Linked DNA regions of Homo sapiens: region 2 is linked to region 1. Evidence: chromatin loops called from intact Hi-C (ENCODE). Cell type or tissue: PC-3. All regions are shown on one strand.

The links. Hi-C counts contacts between places; a loop is a spot of excess contacts. Peaks named below come from ENCODE experiments on the same cell type or tissue, not always from the same donor. Only the 100,000 strongest peaks of a DNase experiment are listed, where the experiment ranks them.
Region 2: a loop joins it to region 1, with 6 times the contacts of the local background. A loop is called at or near these places in 3 of 110 quality-filtered maps.

What each region holds. Positions count from the first base shown.
Region 1 is chr1:219,551,072-219,559,071 of GRCh38, reverse strand. LYPLAL1-AS1 (LYPLAL1 antisense RNA 1) reads left to right here and starts at 1,748. Exons shown (of 4, transcript NR_135822.1): 1 at 1,748-1,881. It overlaps LOC124904514 (a long non-coding RNA gene), which reads right to left and starts at 3,672. Exons shown (of 2, transcript XR_007066882.1): 1 at 3,595-3,672; 2 at 1,365-1,879. RefSeq lists an enhancer at 3,359-4,058. In PC-3, no CTCF peak of the experiment used is centred here; DNase peaks (open chromatin) are centred at 3,011 and 3,571; H3K4me3 peaks cover 947 bases; H3K27ac peaks cover 2,480 bases.
Region 2 is chr1:219,398,569-219,406,568 of GRCh38, reverse strand. It overlaps a transcript of LYPLAL1 not described here. Among named protein-coding and RNA genes, the nearest start is that of LYPLAL1-AS1, 150 kb to the left of the region's middle. RefSeq lists an enhancer at 6,568-7,197. In PC-3, no CTCF peak of the experiment used is centred here; no DNase peak of the experiment used is centred here.

The DNA.
Region 1 (8,000 bases):
TAGTGTCCCAATTACACAGTGAATATTTAGGAAAAACAAGCTAGAAATCATAGTCTCAGAGCCTACATCTATGTTCAGACACTCAGAAATCTGGTTGAAAGGGTTGAAATCTGTGATTGCCATTAAGATTCATTTTGAGGTCTAGCGATATATTTTTTAAATGTTCTGTATTTGATGTTTTTCAAATTGCAAATGATAGTTCATACTTTTTTAAAAAGTAAATGTACTAATAGAAAATAAAGGTGTAAAGGGCAAAACTACACATCTCAGGGCCACCATATATGGTTGGGAAAGTTCTGCGTTGCAGAAGGGCATAACAGCTCATGCGGTTCCTGTCATGGCAGACAGTGAAGATTTTTATATTTATTACAGTAATTTTTTAGTAGATGACAGTATATTATGACAATGTTCCAACAGAGAGAAATAAAGTGTCTTGAGTAAGGGGTATCTTTAATTGGCAGCATCTCTGGTTACTCTCCAAACCCATGTCCTTTCGTTGACTTTTTTTTTTTTTTTTTTTTGAGACGAAGTCTTGCTCTGTCACCCAGGCTGGAGTGCAGTGGCGCGATCTCGGCTCACTGCAAGCTCCGTCTCCCAGGCTCACTGCAAGCTCTGCCTCCCAGGTTCACGCCATTCTCCTGCCTCAGCCTCCCCAGTAGCTGGGACTACATCGTCGCATTCTTATATTGCTGAATCAATAATATCTGACAGAAATCGTCTAAGTCGACTGATGTTTTCAATGGAGGTGTCCTATCTCTTATACAACTTATGATGTGAACTTGAAAGGCCTAATGGGATATAGTAGCTACTGATAGCTCATATTTCAAGCAACCATGTACATAAAATCATCAGAATTTTAATTTTGCCATGTAATTCAGTGGAACATTTCTGTAATCGATGCTCATGTTAATGTTAGAGAAAAGCATTGCCTCATCTTGAAATACTTTCTAAACTTTCGAAGAAAGGTTAAATTATATTCAAGATTTGTGTAGTGTTGGATTTTTTTTTTGGTTATGCTCTTTGAAAATGGTTGATCTATTGCTTATATGTGCAATGAGTCTTTGTTTGTTTGTTGGTTGGTTTGTTTTTGACACATGGTCTTGCTCTGTCGCCCAGGCTGGAGTGCAGTGGCATAATCTCGGCTCACTGCAATCCCTGCCTCTCAAGCTCAAGCGATCTCCCACTCAGCCTCTCAAGTAGCTGGGACTACAAGCATGCACACCTCCACACCCAGCTAATTTTTGTATTTTTTTTGTAGAAATGGGGTTTCATCATATTGCCCAGGCTGGTCGCGAACTCCTGGGCTCAAGCAATCGGCCCACCTTGACCTCCCAAAGAGCTGAAATGAGAGGTGTGAGCCATTGTGCCCAGCCTGTGCAATGAGTCTTTATTGGAATAAATTAAATTACATATTTATATGGGGCTTCAAAACATCTTCCCATAACCTTGGTATTTGATCTTTGCAACTGCAACAATATAAGGCAGGAAGTGTCAGTTTCCCAGTTTCCCTGTAGAGGAAGAAGCATTGGCTTAGTACTGTGGTTTGAATGTCCTCTCCAAAACTCATGTTGAAACTTAATCCCCAATGTGGCAGTATTGAGAGGTGGGCCTTTACGAGGTGATTGGTTATGAGGGCTTGGCCTTCATGGATGGATTAATCCATTCTTCAATTAATGGGTTAATGGATTAATGAGTTATCATGGGAAGGGAACTGGTGGCTTATAAGAAGAGGAAGAGAGTGCTAAGTGGGCACATGGGAGCACCCTCAGCTCCCTCTCCATGGGATACCCTGTGGGGCACTTCAGAGTCCCCACCAGCAAGAAGGCTCTCTCTCACCAGATGTGCCCCCCGCCAACCTTGGATGTCTCAGTCTCCAGAACTGTAAGACATAAATTTTGTTTCTTATAAATTATCCAATTTCAGATAGTCTCTTATAAACATTCAAAAACAAACAAAGACATTTTGAGAGGATGAGTATCTTGCTCAAGGCCCTGTGATCACAAAGATGCAGGGCCAGTTGGGTACTCAGTCTTTATAGGGCCCCACAGTGCTTTAGAGGGGAAATAATAAGAACCCACCATTTTCTGACCACCCTAATTAATTGGGGATTTGCTCTGCTTTGGATACTATAAAAGATACCAGTACAGCTCATGGGATCAATGTCCTCTTCTTCGCTAGAGGAGTCCCTTGCTGTGATTCTCTTGGATACATTTTAGGACTTTCTTCCGTGTTTCTCAAATGCCATAGGAACGCATTTGCTTCCACTTTCTGCCCTATCCCACCGATCTCCTTCCTACCTCTCACACACATTTGAAAGGCTGAATGAGTCTACTAATGATTTTAGTGACTGAAATGCAATCTAATAGAATAATAGACTATTAATTAACATCAATAAATAATGTACTTTTGTTCAAGTTTACAGTTATAGTGGTTTATAGCTACCAGCACTTTACAGTTTACAAAAACCCTTTCCTTCATTAACATCTAAAAATAATCTCCTGTTGGATTGGATAGATCTGACTTTAGTTAAGCCTCATGATTTTAGCTTTCTGGAGTGGGGAGAGGGGCATATACTTTAGAATAAAACCATTTCAGTAAGGTGTGATGAAATTAAACTTAGGTCACGGTGTTTAGTTAACATCTCAGGAACACCACCACCAATGAAAAGCAAAGCCTTCTTCCTTTTAAATTAAATAATGAATAGTTGGATATTTTTGTTAGGAGCTGGTGGGTTAGGTAACTGCACTTATTTACATTTTAGAATTACAGGCTAAAGACTAATTAACTGGTTAGAGCATATGCAATGGACCGTGGCAGTCTGCAAAGATTAACAAATTAATTAGTTATTTCCATCCGTTACAATTTTATTCTTTTCCTTGGAAATGAGTGGCCTGTTGATTTCAGCCTTTAAAAGTTTCAGAGCAGGGCTGTTCATTCAGCTTTCTGAATGGCTGAATAGAACAATAAGATTGTGTAACAACTGGGACACGTCAGTGCCTTCGTCAGGGGATAATGTAAGCTATAGAAAGCCCTTTTCATCTTTTAGCAAGGGCCCATTATTCCTATGTATCTCTCTTCTCTGCTTTATGAAAAGGTTTGTACAGTAAATAATGACCAACTATGTAGTAGTTCTTTCTTCTTTTGCCAAGCTCTTTTTAGCTTTGGCAGCAATTTTGTTTTCCCTGTCATCATCTAATGTCTATTTATTTTACATTGCTACAAAGCCAGTGAAATTCCCTTATAAATCCCAGGTCATGAAGATGAAGCAGCAATTCGATTCCTTTTATTAAACGTCTCCAGTGTCCTCTGCTTTTTCTAATTAGGTTCAAAGTGGTCAGTGGCTTAAAAAGCCTCTGGGCAGGAATCAAATCTGTTTGAACAACGCATTCCTAAAGGCCATGCATATTAGATCCTTGGATTTAATTAGAGGAGAGGTATCAAAACTCAGATACTCTCTGGATGCATTTAGGATTGTCACCGAAAGGTCCTGTTTCTACACAGGCTATTTGACCAAATTCCTCTCCTCCCTTTGGCTCTCCCTCCCCTCAACATACAATAGACATTAGGTATTCAGAGCCTGGGGCTATTACTCACCACTGGTTCTCAGAGGCTGCAGTTTTCTTTTGTCAGCATTGCCACAGCATGAAGGTGAGAACAAGAAGCTCTGAAACTGAAGAGAAAAAGATAAAAGGAAAAGTATGCAGGAGAAAAGAGAGGCTCTTTAACTGCTCTGTCAACTCGATTTCTCTCCTCTGCCCCAGGCGTGTTCTGAAGATGGATGGGCGTAGGTACAGGTGGTACATGACAGCAGCTGTGATTTCCATCTGGGTACCATTTAGGAGCAGATAGATTTTTCAGGCCATAGTCTCTTTCAATTGTTGTGGTTAGAGAGCGAAAGTGAGAGGCCCACTGTGTTTTCTTCCACCTCAGGTGCTATTGTTCCAAACCATTGTTTCTCCCAGGGTTGGCTTGCTATCAAAGAAGAGAATTAGAAGGGAATTATTTGATTGTGGGGTGAGTGAATGCGAGAGTTAACTGATGAGAGGTGGTGGAGCTCAGACGCAAACCATCTCATGGAATACATTAGATATTAGATTTATCCAACACGTACTCCTCATATTGTCTATTTCCCTCCTTCTAAGCTATAAGACTGTCAGGGGACACGGTGCTCTTCTGGGGAGTAATGTACACATTTGTGTCTGTGCAGTGCTAAAACAACTGGTTGAACTGTGAAAAATTCAGTACATTAACTAAAGCTCATTTTTGGTTGTGCTAAGAAACCAGCTTCTCTTTTACCTCTATGACAGAATTGACAGGTGTCTACATGTGATGCCAGGACAACCACCCCAGCCAATGGGTTCTTCCCAACAAAAACATTTTTAAAATATTACATATCTGAAAATATTTTAAGTACGCTATTTGATCAAATTTTTTCTTAAGTCTAACTTGCTATTTTTTTAAATTGAACATTTGTGTTTTTTAACCAGCTGTATCAGTGTGACATGGGCATGATAGAATTAAATAATTGTTTTGGAGTAAATTTTCTCTATAGTTTGTTCTCTATGTCTTTTCAACTCACCTGTCAGGGACATCTATAAGAGTCAGGCTGTTTTCTGCTCTTCACAGATGTTTTTAGGGGTGAAAGTTGGTGATTTTCCATCAACTAAAAATGCTTTTTGTCAAAGAGACAGCACCAATGATGTGCTCAAGGGCCTAGTTCTTCATGTGATTTGGATTTGAGACCCGAGGTGTTTCACAAGCATTCACAAGAATTAGCAAATCTGATCGAGGGAGAGATTGCAATATCTTTTCTGGCAAACCAAGCTCCTTTTTCTTTGTTAATATGGACATTTTCCAATGTTGACCCAGATTCTTCAGCTTTCCTAATGTATTCAAGGTCAATGCTTCTATCCCTAAGGAAAAACCATTCGTGAGAGCCATGATCAAGGTTGATTTTATTTTGCCCCCTAGTTGACTGCCCTTTTACCTCCCAAAATCCAGAAAATAAAGTAAGAACATGTTGGTAAATATGATGAAAGAGTACTTGATTCTTGCATTGAGTTTTAGAAGGAAGAATTCCTGGGCAGGGGGAAGCTAAGAGTGAGGTGGTGATGGTGGATGAGGTTAGGGGGTTAGCAGTTACATAAACAGAACATCTGGAGCTGTGATCCAGGGTTTTTTTAAGAAGTCATGCCAAAAAAAGTAAAAATAAACAGTTGTAATTAATTTTAACAATAAATTTTGTTTAACTTAATACAGTATATCCAAAATAATATCATTTGGACATGTAATTAATATAAAATTATTAATGAGATATTTAATCTTCTTTTGTTGTACTAAATCTTCAAAATCTTGTGCATTTTTTGCATTTATAGCACATTCCTCAGTAGCAATGTGAGGCTAATGGCTACTGTACTGGACAGTATAGATCTGGTGTGAACAGGTAAAGGAGAACTAGTTTTCACTGAGCACTTTCTATGTGCAAGGCATTATAGTAGTTACTAATATAGATTATGGTTAGCTTTCATAACCACCCTGGGAGGTGCTTATTATTTCCATTTTACAGAAGAATGGATGTAGCCATAACATTTATTATCCAAACTGGGGCCCTTTCAGAATGATAAGGCAACTTTTATTAATTATCAAGGGACAACAGGTATAGCTTGTACTGTACCAGGAAAAGTGGAAGGAATGGTCACCCTAGATGGGAAAAGAGGCTAGAATAAATTAACTAACATGCTCAAGATCCTAAAGCTCATAAATGGCAGCATGTTTTAAGATTTAAAGCCACATCTATTTGTGTCAAAAGCTCATGCTTAGAACGAGACTCCAGTATTTTTTCTAGATTTCTCCCTTGATGATTTGGTTAACCATTCTAACTTAGAAGTATTGGTCTCAAAATCTGTTGACAGCCTGGTTTTCCATTAAGCAAAAAACAAACAAGACAAACAAACAAAAAAACAACTTAGAGTCTACCTCTGTTCTTAGAAAGGCCCTTCCAAGGAAACAGAACTTACACAGAGGTTGACTACACACCTGTCATTTTTAGCAGAGCTTAGACCCCTTAGCTGTGTTATTTGGTGGCAGGTGGGAGTGTGGTGGAGATTGCAGGCAATTTTCTCTCAATGCTCTGGTTCACCCCATTGCTTTCCCTGTTGGAAAACATATCACTGGAATCTGTTTACAGACTTGTAAGAGGGCCAGAAATGAATATAGGAAACAAAAACATCATGCCCTATTCTGGGAAAACTGTTACTCTGTTCACAACAATTCTGACACCAAATGTGTGTTTTTTTTTTTTTTCCATACCAAGCAATTCAAGTCCCTGGACACCAACCATGTGTCCTACAACTCAATTCAATACTAACTCTCATTATGTGGAGTTAGCACAGACCTCACAGGTTAAGGGCTCAGCCCCACAAGACTGCCCCCGTTCACTTTAGATGCCAATTGCAAGTCTGGATCACTTGTACTTCTGACTGATCTTGAGGTCTTAATCAGGGATTCTCATAACCCTTTCCTTGGTTTGCTAATTTGCTAGAATGGCACACAAAACTCAGGAAAACATTTACTTATATTTACCAGCTCATTGTAAAGAGTATTATAAAGGATATGGATGAACCAAATGAAAAGGTACATAGGCTGAGGTCCAGAAGAATCGTGAGTACAGGAGCTATTGTCCCTGTGATGTTGTGAATAACAAAGACACTCCTATCACTCAGGAAATTCCAAGGGTTTTAAGAGCTTTGCACCAGAAACTGGAGACAAAGACCAAATATATTTCTTATTAGAAATATTATAATTATACACCTACTTTCTCCATCTCCCTTTAGCTCCCCAGAATAATAAGACTTTCTTCATCTCCAATGTAAGCAAGTGGGTTCTCTGGTCCTTGGTCAGCATTTCTCCATTTGCCTGACTGTTCTGAGATGATCTCTTCCTCAGAAATACATTCATTGTCTCCTTTAAGTGATGCCAGAGCTAATGATGACCATAGGAAATCAAGATACAACAGAAGGAAGGTCTGGGACCGTTAATGTAAAGCCAGCATTTATTGAGTGATTACTATGTGCCAGACACTGCTTTAATTGTTTTGTATCTTTAACATGTTTAATCCCAACAACAAGTCTATGGTACGGGAACTATAATTATCCTCATTTTACAGATAAGGAAGCTGTCTCAGAGAGATTGGGTAACTTGTTCGGTGTCACCTTGCCAATATTACATATTAATGCCAAAACTGGGTCCCAAACCCAGAGCTGGCTAAGTACAAAGCACTCACATTACATTATGTAAAAATATGATTATGTAGAAATCAAACTCACCTCTATTACCAAGGGCATTACTTGGAAATATTGTATTGTATATTTGCCTTGATATACTATTATATCTTTCTTATCCTGAGATTCCCTGAAGAATATATGGCTACCAAATTGAATGAGAAGGGTGATTTTTTTGGTTTGTGGTTGGGTTTCCCATAATGGGACAAGTTCCTTGGTATGTTTGTATAAAAATTTGGGGCACTGTTAAGTAGATGGATCAAGAAGAGCCTGAGCAGCTTCTCAGTATAACTGGCAAACTTAATTTAAGATAAAACATTACTGTCCTGTCTCTCTCTATTTCTCAGTTATGCCCATATTTGAACATTTTAGAGGTTGACGAGCAGTGCAAGTTTTTCTTATTTACGTTCTGCTTAGTAGGGTAGCCTCATCTAAGCTGTATGACTATACATGTTTACCATGAAATGCCAGAAGGCTGTTTTCAGGTGGAATTAAGAAAATGTGATCCAATATTTAAAAAGGAGAACAATTCCCATGCATTTGTTATCGTGATGCAGGGGGTACCCAGGTGAAGTTGAATACCTGAGCTCTTCCTCTCTCCTGTTCTGGAATAGTACCTTATTGGACCCTCTAAAGCACAAAGAAAAGATTTGAGTAGAATGATAATAACCAGATTTATTGTTTATATTAGACATATTTTAGAATAGCCTGTGACTTTAA
Region 2 (8,000 bases), 150 kb after region 1:
CTCAATTTTTGAAGAGTACAATCTCTAAGTAAAAAGAAACTGTAAATGTTTATAAATGTAACTAGAGCCTAGTAGAAAATAAAGCCATGCAAGTGTGTTTAGGTCCTAATCTTATTAACCAGATTAGTGACACACAGTCTGCCCAAAGTTAATGAAAGCAGTGAGGTTCTTTGACTTCAGTAGATACACACCTGAACCACAGAGATAAACTTGCTTCAAACCTGTGCGATATGTTTTTCTAAGCATAAAATTGAGCATGATAGCTCCAATTTCAGTCTCAGTTTCAAAGCTTCCCTTTCCCGAATAAGAGGCAAACTGTCACATTAAATTTAGCGAATTAAAATCAGTTAACTTGAAAAGCTCTTGGCCCCAATGCAGAGAAAATTGTTTGCATAATAATAACTTATTTCCTTTTTTAAAAGGCGGACTTCTGCCTGAATGCTTCTATAAACTTTTAAGAAAATGGGATTCTCAAATCTCAAGCGTATTGGGTTGCAGTTGGCACTTGAAGCTGGGGACATGCAGAGCTGGCTAATGTCAGCAGCTGTAGGACTGTCAAGAAAAATAGGTGGAAGGGACACTTTTATTATAAGTAGACTTGCAAGGCATTCCAACTTTCAGCTGCTCAACCCAGTATACCAAACACCTCTGACTACCTCAAGTGTGGCCTTGCTGAGTGCTTCCATATTTAGGGGTTATTAGACAGGACTGAAGCAAGTGACCTCTAATGAGGAAGCAATCAGGGCAGGCTCTGACCCTCCTCAGAGGTACTGTAATGAACTGGCCTTGGAAGGTCTTTGATGCTGCCTTTGCATACTGTATATGAGCTTTCTGCTCAGTCATTTCCTCTGCGCTCTGGTAGCACAGCATGAAGCCTGCTATTAGAAAAAAGGTTTATTGCTACCTTGCAAACATTTATTGGGTAATATCTAAAACATGGTGTCAAGTTATAGTAATGCGCTGTTCTGGGAAACTTTTTGAGAATTTTAGTGTTTCAGAAGATGGTCCTTTGAGAATTCTTCTGTTTCAGAAATGAAAAGTGGTAGATATATACGTGTGTGTGTATAATATGCTCATGTATCCTCTGATTACTTGCCAGAGATGTACCATTTTTCTTTCAAGGGAAACATCTATTCCTAAGATAGATTATTCTTGAAATTTTCAAAGAGTATGCCTCAGAGAACAAATATACAAATTTACCATTTGTCTGCAGATATTATTTGCCTGTGTTTATGCTAGGTCACTGACACCACACACATTTTAATCCCCAAGGGAATTTATTTGGTGGTGTTATCTACTCAACCAAGCTGAAGCTTATCTAGTTCACAAGAAAATAGTCAATATGAGCTCCATGCAGACTTATGCTGTTAATGCAGAAGAGGGAAAGAGAATTTACCTTTAACTGTTATGATGAAAATGTGTACAATGACACTTAACTATGGCATGCAAATCCTCTTTTCCTCCCCCACAGGTATCTGGAAAGTACCTTATACAGCTAGGTGCTTAGAAAATGTTTATTGATTAAATAGATGATGATTAACAGATTAATAAAAGGTGAAAGTTACTATCTATGCATTTTTTTCCAGTTTGATGTTCAAAAACTTACCAATGGATGGGGAGTTGCTTTTCATAAACAATTTATAAAGCACTGTCCTGGATGAAATTGTAAAAAGGACGTGGTGTCAAAGATGACTCAGTGGAGTTGAGGTGAAAAATGTGTAATGAGCAAATCATGGTAATTGGGATATCCATCACCTCAAACCCTTATCATGTCTTTGTGTTGAGGACATTTCAAATCTTCCCTTCCAGCTATTTTGAAATATACAACAAATTATTGTTAAGTGTAGCCACCCTAGTGTGCTACTGTACACTAGGACTTACTTATTCCTTCTATCTAACTGTATTTTTGAACCCATGAACCAACATCTCTTTGATTTCCAGCCTGGGCTTTGGTGTCCCTTTTTTTGTGTGTTTTCATAGGGCCCTATATTTATATTATTTGGGCTCAACACATTGCAAAACTGCAGAGGAGTTTACTATTATGCACATTATTATTCTATATTCTGTCACTCTAAGAAACAATAAGTGACCATCTGAAGAGACCATCTTCTAGCACCAAAATATTTAAAGATGATTAAGAATAAGACAAGGGTCTCCTTATTTACAAAATGACATAATTGAAAGGACTAGATTATTAGCAACCCCTCTGGAAAAGGATTACTCTTTTGGATTTTAATTACATAACTAATATATCAACTGAAGTGCTATGCCCTGACGTGTGCTCCCCTCAGCTTCACGATCCATATGTTGAAACCCAACCCCTTAATGTGATGGCATTTGGAGATGGGGCTTTGGAGATATTAGTTAGGTTTAGATAAGGTCATGAGAATGGGGCTCTTATGATGAGATGAGCACCTTCATAAAAAGAGACACGAGGTATTTCTCTTTTCTCTCTTCTCTCTCTCCCTCTTTCCCTCCCTCCCTCTCTCCTCCTTCTCTGTCTTCCTCCTTTATGTGAGGACATAGCCAGAAGGCAGCTGTGTCTGCAAGCCAGGAAGAAAGCCCTCACCAGGAATCAACTATATCAGCACCTTGATCTTGAACTTCTATCCTTAGAACAGAGAGAAAATGAATTTCTATTCTTGAAGCCACCCAGCCTACGGTATTTTGTTATGGCAGTCAAGCTGAATAAGATATATATCTACACTGAGACCATTAAAAGTAGTTCCTGATTGGCAGAAAGGTTGTATATATAAATGGCTCATTGAAAGTTCTCACTGCATGGATGAGAAATCTCAGATTGAGGTTCTTAAATTTTGAAAAATAGAAATAAAGGAATTAACGCAACAGTCTTCTAATCTTTCTGCCTTCAGTTTTTGCTCCCTTTGACTATTCTCTGTACACTGCATCCAGAGGTTATATTTTGACAGGGAAATTCAAATGATGTATATTATTTTTCTACTCAAAATCTCCCCACTGGCACCCTATTGTCCTAAAGCATAAACTGCTATTGCAGTCAATTCACCTGAAATAAGCTCTCTTCCTGCCGCGTCTTTTACATAGATTGTTTACTCCTCTTGTGATCCCAGTTCCCTGCTTCTCCCTCTCCTCCACACTTTTCAATAATTAAATTATACTCAGCGTTCAGAATTCAGTCAGGATATCCTACCTTCTTTGGTCAGCCCCCCAGGGTTTTCTGAAAGCTGGGAAGAGGCCCTCTTCTGCAATCCCCATGCACTGTAGACACATCCCCTTTAGGTCCCTATGTTGTGAGTGACTGTTTTCTTGTCTGTCTCTGCCACTATATTATGCACTCTTAGAAGGCAAGGACTACTTCTCTTCATTGTATACCTAGAACTTAACCCAAAAACTGGCATGTGCATGCACCCAAGTTTTCACTGAGAAAATAATTGCATGAGTCACTTGCTTTCCAGGTCTTTCTGACTACTATGATGGTGATGACTTGTAGTCACAACATGAAATTGGTTTCTGCCCCTGAGGATTGTATCTCTCTACTTTGCATGACCCCTAGATTTCAATCCCTCTTTATTCTCTCCTGATCCTTGGGTTCCAGTAATTCTCTGGGTTTCAAATATAAGCACAGTGTGAGGAGCTCTTCATTCTTGACAGAACTTTCAGGCAAGAAAGAAATAGATTCCTGGGAATATCTATATTCCCTCTGGCCCTATTCCTTACTCCCAAAACATAATAACCCTTTTCTTAGGTTTTTTCTCTCTACCTTTTTACTTCTTCCTTATTCTCACGATTACATGAATTAACTGCCTACAGAGTATGAATTCAGACTGAATTAATATGTATTTATGTGACATAAAAGATCTCTTTCAGTACTTCTTAATCTTACCAAATGATGCATACTATACAATAAAAAATTGCAATTTTTTCATTAGCTTTTTTTTTTTTTTTTGGTTTCTGGTAGGGTTTTCCTTTAGTGGTATTTTAGCAAGTAATACAATCCAGTTATTTTTAAAAGTATATTAGTAGAAACTCACCAGAAGTCAATATACTGGTCCAAGAATAATTAACTGATTGACTTTATTGTTTATGAAACTTTGTAATGTTCCTTTTGATGTGAATGCTTATCTTAGGGGGAAATGCACTTTTCAAATATAAATGATCATGTTTAAACAAACTGCTTCTAGTTTCAAATATGGCACTGAAAAACAAAATAAAATAAACACTCAATTTTTATTTAAAATGGTGGGCAATTTACTTTCTTTTTTGTTTGGGATCTGATTCAAGAGCCTCAATTCAGCTTATTGCAGAACTAACTAAACTAAACCTCAAAGGAAAAATTTTAAAAATGATTTTTATAGCAATGACATCATTATATAAAATGTTGGCATTTCATATTTTCCAAACAGAAACTTGGAAATAACAGAATACAAGTTAAATAAAACAAATTGAAACTAATCCAATTCTCTGTTTTTCTTTCCCTTTTTAAAAACCAAGCTTTTTATTGCCAGCTTTTACTTTGCATAATAATATATGATGAATTGTCCAAGAAAGACCCAGTGGGTACATTTCTCTTAGAAATAAGCCTCTCTATGCAATAGGAGGCCAAGTTCTAGGGCAACATACTTATATAATCATGTAAGATTTTCCTTATTGCTAACAATTGACCAACCTGGGCATTTGTCAAATATGTAAACACATGGAGGTCACTGGTCACCAGAGGATTGAAAACACAAATCACTCTATTCATATCCATCCCTAGTTCTAGAAAAACAATACCAAATTAAAGCATATATCCTACTAGCAATAGGACTAGCAAAATTATTTTGGTATACCAGAGCTACATGTTATACATTTTGCTACTTATGGATTTAATTACTCAGGATAATTATACACATGGCTACAACTGTAAACTTTATAATATTTTGCTGGCATACCTTCCAAAAGAGTTTGAAAAGCTATGAATTTAATTCTATATTTGCATTTGACATATAAAGTACTTCATTGTAATTTGAAATAGTAGTCAAAGATATAATTTTCATTATAAATATTACTATTTTATAATTTTATAAAATTTATCACAAAAATTGAAACACTTTTATAAATAGATATCAAATAGAAAAATAAAAATATTATTGAAAATGTATCTCTTGATAGATGTATGGGATTTCCTTTCCCCAATTATTCACTAACACATGAATGAATATGTTTTATTGCAAGAAGGAGGCAGGGTTAAGTGGCAATTAAAAAAAGAAAAGGCATTAGGCTACTACCTAGCATGGGGCTTATAAACATTATTAAGAATTTTTGTTAAGAGCATTACTTACAGGAGAATTTATCATTTATTTGTAAGTTTTGCCAAATAAATAAACAGTATTAATCAACATACAGTAGTGATAAATTAGCAGATCAAAAATTGATGAGAGCAATTTGTGAAAAAATTATTGAAAATGTTTTTGGAGCCTGAATAAATAATTAGAAAAAACAAAATGTTAACTAACCCCACTATATATTTCTTTTATCTAAAAATGTAATATTGATTTATAAGAAATAATAATAAAACTTCTAATCTCTTCTTAAAATCATGTAAAATATACAACTGAGATATAGACTGAGATACAAGGTAATTGAGAATATTCATCAAACCCTTTTTTATTGGATATGGGAAAAATAAAGAGATGGTGTGTTTTGCAGTAGAGTGAAATTTTCCAGCATGCTTTTTAATAAACTTTGAATATTCCAATCATTAGATAGATAGCTAGATAGGCAGACAGATAGATAGATAGATGATAGACAGGCCGGGTGCAGTGGCTCATGCCTATAATCCCGGCACTCTAGGAGGTTGAGGCAGGTGGATAACTTGAGGTCAGGAGTTCAAGACCAGCCTGGCCAAAATGGTGAAACCCCACCCTGTCTGTACTAATAATACAAAAATTAGCTGGGTGTGGTGGTGACCACCTGTAATCCCAGCTACTCGAGAGGCTAGATACAAGAATCATTTGAACCTGGGAGACAGAGGTTGCAGTGAGCTGAGATCGTTCCACTGCATTCCAGCCTGGGCAACACAGCAAGACTCTGTCTCAAAAAAAAAAAAAAGATAGATAGACAGATAGATAGATAGATAGGGCACACAGCTTTGCCATGAGTTTACTGCCTGGGTGAAATCAGGCATTGGAGGCTACAGAATTTCTTATTGATGATATTTGCTTTGCTTCCATAGATTTATCACTCTGGGTGACACATTCTTTAACAATAGTTGTAGTATGAAAAAGGAGATATTTAAACAAAAATTTACATTGAGAAAGGGCAAGATGGCCAACTAGATGCTGCCACATGGAACAGCTGCCACCAAAGGGCTGAGACAACTGGTGCACTCCTAACAGATCTTCATCAGGAAGGCACTGAGAGTGGTCAGAGGGAAGATGCAGAAGCTGGGCTGAAGGGGAAGGAAGCTGGGAACCCCGCACGACGATACTGTGCATCAGGACTCATTCCTGGTCCCCAGTGACTCTGGGGAAATAGGTGAGTGGAACTGGCAAGAAGCAACATGCTCTTACCTTGGACCTCTGGAATCCCTGCAGGAAGAGACCCCTTGACCACCACAGACACTCCAGTTGGCAGGGAGAGCTGCTTAGAGAAGTGGTAGGGTCAGCAAGCCAGCTGATGTAGAGACCAGCGGGTTTGGTGTGGGAGCATCTGTAGCAGAGCATGGCTAGGGATGGCCAAACCCCTGGGCTTAACTTGCTCCAATAGGAGACTTTAACCCTAGCAGAACTGTCGGACCTGAACTCTACTGGGCAGTCTTGCTCATCAGATGGGGCTGGTCTGACCGACCTGAGCACCCCTTAGTCCTGGCCTCTCCTGGGACCCCACCTTGTCTGTGTTTGTGTGCAGAGCAGCCTCGGGTGCCTGGGGGCCCACATTATAGCTCCTGGGCTGGCATACCATAGTACCTGATCAGTGGAGAGCTCCATCAGGGTGGCCCCCATAGCCATGCACCAACCCCCCTGCTCCCTCTTACACTGCAGCTTTGCTGGGCCCCACAGCAAATCCCCACATTGCTTCGCCAGCGCATGGGTAGATTTTGCCTTCCTTGCTCCACCAGCATGTGTGACTGGATGCACCCTGACCTGCCACTTCTGTGGCAGGAGTGCAGTCCATCCCCCTTATCCTGGCAACTGCCATTGCAATTAGACCCTTGTTTGGCACAGAGCCACACCCCCACCAGTGCCCTGGCCTTGCACCAACACTGCCATGGGAGTGAAACTAGGTACAGAGAACAGTGGACCCTCCCTGGACCTGAGTCACCACCCCTGTCTGTAGTACACTGAGAATGCACACAGACCTGTGCCCACCAGTGCCCCAACCCTGTGCCAATGCCTCTACCAGTGTGACTGTGTGCACAGTCACTGGGAGGCCCCCCCGCCCCAGCTCACTGAGCCATGTTGCTTCCACCACTGTGGTGAACACCCACATGGAGGCAGGCACCCCCACACCCACTAGCACCCTGCTGCAGCCAACAAGGGTGCCCCTCCCTGCACTGCTACTGCTGCTGCTGCTGGCATGTGCAAATGAGGACGGATCACACTGTCACTGCACTATGAAATGCTTTGGCTGACACCATCCATTGGAGTGTAGTGACTAGCAGTCTGGGAGCACCTCAGGCCACTCAGCACAGTGGATTCCTAACATCAAGAGGCCAGAAAACAAAGACAGGGCACAATAAAAGTCATCCAGAGTTAGAGCATGCAGTCCAGGAGTTGGGAACTCAGCACTGGCCCCCTAAAATCTTTCAGAAACTAAGCCAGTTGGATGAATTCACCTTATACCATAATCAAACCCTCGAGGTCATCGAATAGGATAATAGAAAAACAATTCAAAGGTTAACAACTTCAAAGACTGAAGGAACATCAGCCCTTAAAGATGAGAAAGGACCAGTGCAAGAACTCTGACAACTCAAAAAGCCAAAGTGCCTTCATTCCTCCAAATGACCACACCATCTCCTCAGCAAGGGTCTGAACTGTGCT